Linked DNA regions of Mus musculus: region 1 is linked to region 2. A link is a contact called in ENCODE Hi-C or POLR2A ChIA-PET data. All regions are on one chromosome and are shown on one strand. The core of a region is the stretch at or near the end of the contact, and the rest is flanking DNA. Distances in the headings are between cores, read along the strand shown.

Region 1 (3,143 bases), core at 446-2,945, 34 kb before region 2:
CCCAGGAAGGGAGGGACTGTCTGCAGTACAAGTGGGAGCAGTCTCATGGACACAGGGCACAAGACCTCAGTCAGGCTGCCGTCCCACCTTGTCCAGTGTGAACACAGGCACTCAGCCTCAGTGGTGAAAGCAGTACCAGTCCAGCCTCATATTCAGATGAGAAACTGGTTTACTGGGTTCCCTTAAACTTTCATCACAAACATGATGCTTCATGTTGAAGATAAACTTTCAAATTCAAAGAGCCTTAGGTTTCATATGTAAGGAAAAGAGAATTCAAATCTCCATCTTATTCCCCAAGGAACTTTTAAATGCTGGGGATAGTAGTTTGGTGGCAGATGATTTGCCTAGCATGAATGAGGCCACCCCCAGTCCAAAACAACCAAGAAGCACACAACTGTCATGTGGCTGACCCTCATAATGCTGCAGGTGAGCCTGAGAGCAAGCAGCCTTGGAAATCAACAGTTAAGTGTCCTGCATCCTACATTTAACCCATGACTCAGCTACAGCACAGCACCCAAGCCCAGCATATAAAGCATAGGCAGGCAGTCAATAAAAGCTGGCTTCAAAGCAGACAGGCACTGCTCCTGCTGTCCTGTGGCTGCAGATTGGAGGAAAGATGCACCTGAGCAAATACTGCCCACCTACACAGGACAGGACAAGGACAAGCAGGGCTGAGGGGGGAGAAACACTTGACAAATGGTTATCAACGCTGTACACTGTAAACTATGCAGGATCTGTTGGACTGTAATTACTCAACACTTTTGGCAAAAAGCAGCAAAATGATCAAGGAAAGAAAAAAGACTGTGGCACTGTTACAAGTTTCGTTGGGCCTAAGAGGTGACACCATAGGTGTGCTTAGGCCCAAAGGCTCCTTTTTTCCTCCTGTCCCAAGTCTACTGGGCACGGAGTTCCAGAAGGTTTGGCTGATAGCCACAATCTGCAGAAGGCAGAGAAGTCTGTCCCCTGGCAACTGCCTCTTGAGCGCACGTGATGGTTTGTTTTCAGTTATCCAGCGAGGTAGCACGTTTGCTCAGGCAGCCAATAGCTGCGTGGTGCTGCCCTCACCAGTTCTCCAGGCGGCCAATCCTGGCTTCTGGCTCAACGAGACAGCTGCGACTCCTCCACTTAAACTGCCAATTATCTCCTGACCTCATCTCCATCACTAGTCCCTCCAACTTCCGCCTGTCGCTCGCCAACGTCTGGGGTTTCCTACCCTCTCCGTTCTCCTTTTCTTGTAACAAGGGTGACTTTAACAGCTGACGTGTCCCTTCATCCCCCTCCCCCACCCCAAGAACAAGGAAAGGCACTCACCCGCTGCCGTGCCACAGCACGGGGGCACCCACCAGGCGGAGGAGAAGATGGTGGCTATCACCTCGTCGGGGAAGAGCGTGACATTCCGCTGGATCTGCAGCAGGTTGAGCACCAGGGCCAGGACCACGCCAAATGAGAAGAGCACTAGGCTCCGCTGCACCAAGTCGTGGTGCCAGCTGCCCGGCCGCGCGCTGCATCCTGTGGTTCCCGCTCGCTGGCCCCGGGGCGCGTGCTCGGGTTCGGGGACTCCGGGGCCCTGCGGACAAGCGGCCGCCGCAATCATGCCTCGCGGGAGGCTGTACGGCCTCGCAGCGCCCGCGCTTGGATAGTTCCAGACGTGGTCGTGCAGCCTGGGCATCGGCGTCCAGGCACAGCATGGAAGGTACACGCCACGACACTACACGTACCGCGCCCGGACGGCCCAGGAGCGGCCGCGGCCCCGCGCGGTTTCCGCTTATAAGGCAGGCTGCCACCGGAGCCACGTGACCTCACCCAGCCTATCCGCCGCCCGCGCGCCCTGCTGGGGGGCGTGTCTTCAAGCGGCCCCGCCCTGTCCGCGCGCCTGTCCGCTCGGGGTCTGGTGAGGCCGCCGGAGCCAATGGGAGGAGGGCGGCCCATATGACGTATGCACACGCCACCGGGGGGGTGGGGCTGGTGCCCGGCACGCGCTCGAGCGCGCGCTATTCGGGCAGGCGCCGGGGCGGGCACCGGAGCGGGCGGCCAGCGAGTCAGATGGTCCGATGCTGCCCTATTGCGCTGCCGGACCTCGGTTTCTGAGATAATGAGGTCCACGCAGGTCCGAAGGAAAGGACCCGGAGCGCAAACCCTCCTGAGTGCTTAAAAGACCTGGGATCGCTTGGGCTGGCTGCTAATGGCAAGTGCTCTGCAGGTTCACAGCTCAGACCAGGGCTCCCCTAGCCAAGACGCCACCGGCTAAAACCACAGGGTGGTGAGCAGGCCTGAAAAGGCACTGTGTGTGTGTGAGACCTTAGGTAAGGAATGTGGCTTTGTGCCAAAAGTGTAAAACAAAGTCACCCTCCTAAGCAGGCTGTTTCTCAGAGATCATGGGGGCTGTCATTTTCCCAGCGTGACACGGGTGTGGAGACCTGGCTGTCTTTCCCTCACAGCCTGTCCACTCCTCTCTTAGGCGGCTCTATGCGTTGTTTGGAAGAGCTTGAAGCAGTTTTGACTTCAAGGAATGTTGCAACTTGGGTCTTCGCCATTTTCCACACTCTGGCCAGTCCATGCATGTGAGGTTTCATGGGCATACACACACGGGGGTTGGGGACATCAGTACTGTATGGTGTATTACAGCAACATGGGAGCCTTTTTGACAGCAAGAAAGCAGGAGGGCCTGCCCAGCTTCAGCTGATAGGAAATTGTTAAAGGCAGTGAGTCTCTGCTGTGGGATGTAGCAGGTGCTGCCTCTACCACCCATCATCAGCTGCAAGTACTCTAAACAGATGTTGAGAAAGCGACACCTGTGTAAATACACACAATTTTGCCCCCAAGGAACAGACACATCGCTCATAGGAAACTTGGCCCTAAGGAACAGACATGCCAGTCACTTGCAGGAAGCTGGCTTGATGGGACAGTCCCAGACCCTGCACCCACGCCCCAGCACCAAGCATCTGTCTTGTGAGCACTGAGATGTAATTCAGTCCCTTTTTCTCAAGCCATTTTGCTTGTCTTTACAGACTCTCCCCCGGATTTTTTTCCTCTTGTTATAATTCTTACCAAGTAGGCTAAGAGGTTCTAATAATACTTTGTGTGCTTTTGTGATGCTTGCCTGGGGGCAGGGGTTGATATCTTCAGACAATTGCTCTGTTACC
Region 2 (2,832 bases), core at 303-2,802:
GGGTATCTAAAGTGTACAGTAAATCCCAAGGGTTAGGATGAAAACTAATGAGCACTATCTAATAAGCATCTGGAAAACCTGAAATTATCTACTGAGATACCTCTTGGGATATCCTGGGTCAAATAAAGTACAGAAGGAAGACTAACTGCCTGGCATGGTGACCCAGACTTTTAATCCCAGCACTTGGGAGGCAGAGGCAAAAGGATCTCTGTGAGTTCCAGGCCAACCTAGTCTATAAAGTAAATTCCAGGACAGGATAGCCAGGGCTGTTATAAGGAGAAACTGTTGCAAAAATAAAAATAAGTAAAATAAAGACTAACTTTATTATTTCTTTTGAATTTTTAAAATGTATTTCTAAGATAATTCCAACTCACATGAATGTTAATATATTTGTGTTTTATTGAATATATTTCTAGTAAGCAACATTAAAGATCACATGATATATTGATAACATACATACAATGAAGTAATTATTATAGTTAGAAAATGAACATACTGAAATCCCTGTCTGTGCACGTATGTGTATGCACCTGAGTATATGTGTGTACATGTGTGTGCAGGTTACCAAAGTCATACTCTCTGAGCACAATTTCTGCTATGTAATATGAGACATCCATGTACCATATAGCAACAGGATGGTTGACAGAGAGAAGCACACATGATGTTGGCCCTGTAAGATCATATCTCCTAGTGACACTGGACCTGTCTTAGCTTATGTAAATAATTCAGAGCTACGGTTTAGAACAAGGTGGTCCTGAGCAGAGCAGGCAGCTGATATGTTCAGTTGTTCAAGTCAAGGAATGGAGTATAGATTCCAGGGGACCTCTGTGTCTAGCATTCTCAAAGTTTCCAATGTCAGCAGTAGTCTGGCACATAGCTGAATACATCCCACAGGTGTTTTTTTCTCTGGGCTCATCATCCTGTTCCACTTCCTGACACAGGCTGGCTGGCCAAAAATAGCTGAGGTTTGCAGTCACAGAAAGAGGTGGATCTGGGCTGATGGGGTGGCACCACTGTGGCCTGAAACATCCCGCCTCTTGGCCTGGGGCCAGCTGGAGAAACCAGGCAAGGAGCTTAGCCAGCGGGCTCTCATCAGCTTTGTTTGGAATTTTCAGGTTTGTCCAATGGTAGCCTGGGAGTGGTAGGTACACCCAGAGCTCCTCCTCCCATAGAGCCATGGAGAATAGTCCTCTCTGCATTCCTCAAATAGCTGTTTTGATGCTGGTGAGGTTTGGGGGAACTGATGTCTCCTGCATGTAAGTGTGTTTGTTCTCTTTGCTCCGCAGGTGGCATTTTTTTGTTCAGCAGTTGTACCATTATTTGCCTGTGCTCATGGATCATGACATATTAATGATGCAAATTAGGATATTATTAATGAAGAAAAAAATGAATTCTGACCCTGTGGCAGGCTTCACTGTCACAGCTCTGTTATGCCCTCTCGTCACGATGTGCCAATTGCAGCAGATTCTTCCAGCTGCTGCAATTGGCACATTGACATGCGGGGGAAAGGGGAGAGACTACAACAGCACAGCCGTTTCCCTCTTCAGGCACTTGTGTTGCAAGCACACGTTTTCTTGAGAGCTTGTGTTTTCAGGCAGGATTGTGATTGTGAAAGCTGACCTCCTTCCCACACTGTAACAGTAAGCAGCATTTGGGAACCAGCTCTGTCCTTCCAGGCCCTCTAGGAAAGCCCACTGGATATGGAATCTACTTCTGTTACCACCACAGACCAGTGTGGCAATGTGGGGGAGCTCCTGTGACTTGGATGACTTTTGATTCCCAGTTCCAGTTTTCTAAATGCTTCTTGCAGGTGGCATGTGAGACCCTCTTCTCACATCTGCCACTAATCTTGCCACCTACCCCTTAATTAAACATAGCTCCACGCCACTTCCCCTCCCTGCCCTCTGGCTGACCCTGACTCCTCCCAGCACCCCATGCAGCTCAGAGATCTGGTTTCGGACCTCTCTGCTTTCCTTCTCGTGAGCCAAGTTCAGAAACAGGATGTTTTTGAGAACTTGGCTGTGTCTCCCAAGTGCAAAGTGGCAACACCCCTTGGAAAGACTACCATTCAGGAAAAGTGGCTGAGTCACCCCATATACTGTCACAAGACTGGGCTGAACCAAGAGAAGTGGCAGCTGGACTGTCTCAGCACTGATGACAAATGCCAGGACCATGTTGGGATAAGGGAATCTGGAGGGTGTCTGACCACTGAGAGATCTATTGGGACAAAGGTCTGCTGACCTGTTGTCACCTGCAGAGCAGAGTATAATGTCTATTCTCCATTGTCTGAACTAGCTCTGGGAACAGCAGCTAACTTCTGCACCACACAGAGGCCAGAGTAAGAAAGAACAAGCCTTGATGTTTCAGGTCTGCTTTGCTGAATCTGCACTTCCTAGAGACACTGCCTGTTTCACTGACAAGTCCCAAGACTTCCATTGCTGCCCTTGCTTCCTTAAGATGCCTAGCATCTGGGCTCCAGCTCATGACCTCACTCTGTAGAAACTCTGGAGAGTCTTCTTTTTCTATAAGTGTCTCCAACCTATGTCCCCACCCACTTCCCTTTCCACACCTCCTCCTCCTCCTGTGCTACCTGCTTAGTAGTAGATGTTGGGAGAGGTGGCGTCAGGCATAATTGATCTGACCCAAACTGGAAAAGTCAATGATGGTTGGGAAATTCATCATGAGAGATGCCTGGTTCTATAGACAGGGTGGCATCAGCACTGTAAATAGTGTCTCAGTTGTGACTGTGAGAGAGATGGACCCAGTTTCAAAGGATTAGCTCTTTGAGCCCTTTAGGCCTCTCTATCTGTAGTTATGGCTGATGACCTTAGT

What was found. A loop is a pair of places that touch in the nucleus more often than their neighbours do. ChIA-PET counts read pairs that join two places held with the same protein, here RNA polymerase II (POLR2A).
Region 1: a loop to region 2 is called in a map of heart, with 4 times the contacts of the local background. The contact joins the promoter of Insig1 here to the enhancer-like site in region 2. A Hi-C loop is called at or near these places in 6 of 37 maps with a recorded cell type or tissue (gastrocnemius and heart). POLR2A ChIA-PET finds 5 or more read pairs at or near these places in 3 of 5 experiments (Patski and embryonic stem cell).

Annotation. Positions count from the first base shown.
Region 1 is chr5:28,069,964-28,073,106 of GRCm38, reverse strand. Insig1 (insulin induced gene 1) reads right to left here and starts at 1,695. Exons shown (of 5, transcript NM_153526.5): 1 at 1,312-1,695. The coding sequence starts at 1,669. All of the region lies in intron 1 of Gm35223 (a long non-coding RNA gene), which reads left to right.
Region 2 is chr5:28,036,556-28,039,387 of GRCm38, reverse strand. All of the region lies in intron 1 of Gm35223 (a long non-coding RNA gene), which reads left to right. Among named protein-coding and RNA genes, the nearest start is that of Gm26608, 18 kb to the left of the region's middle. Within about 2 kb of position 1,552, at least 1 of the 3 ENCODE cell types and tissues checked has a DNase peak (open chromatin) inside an H3K27ac peak, as active enhancers do; it is heart, where a contact is called at or near this core.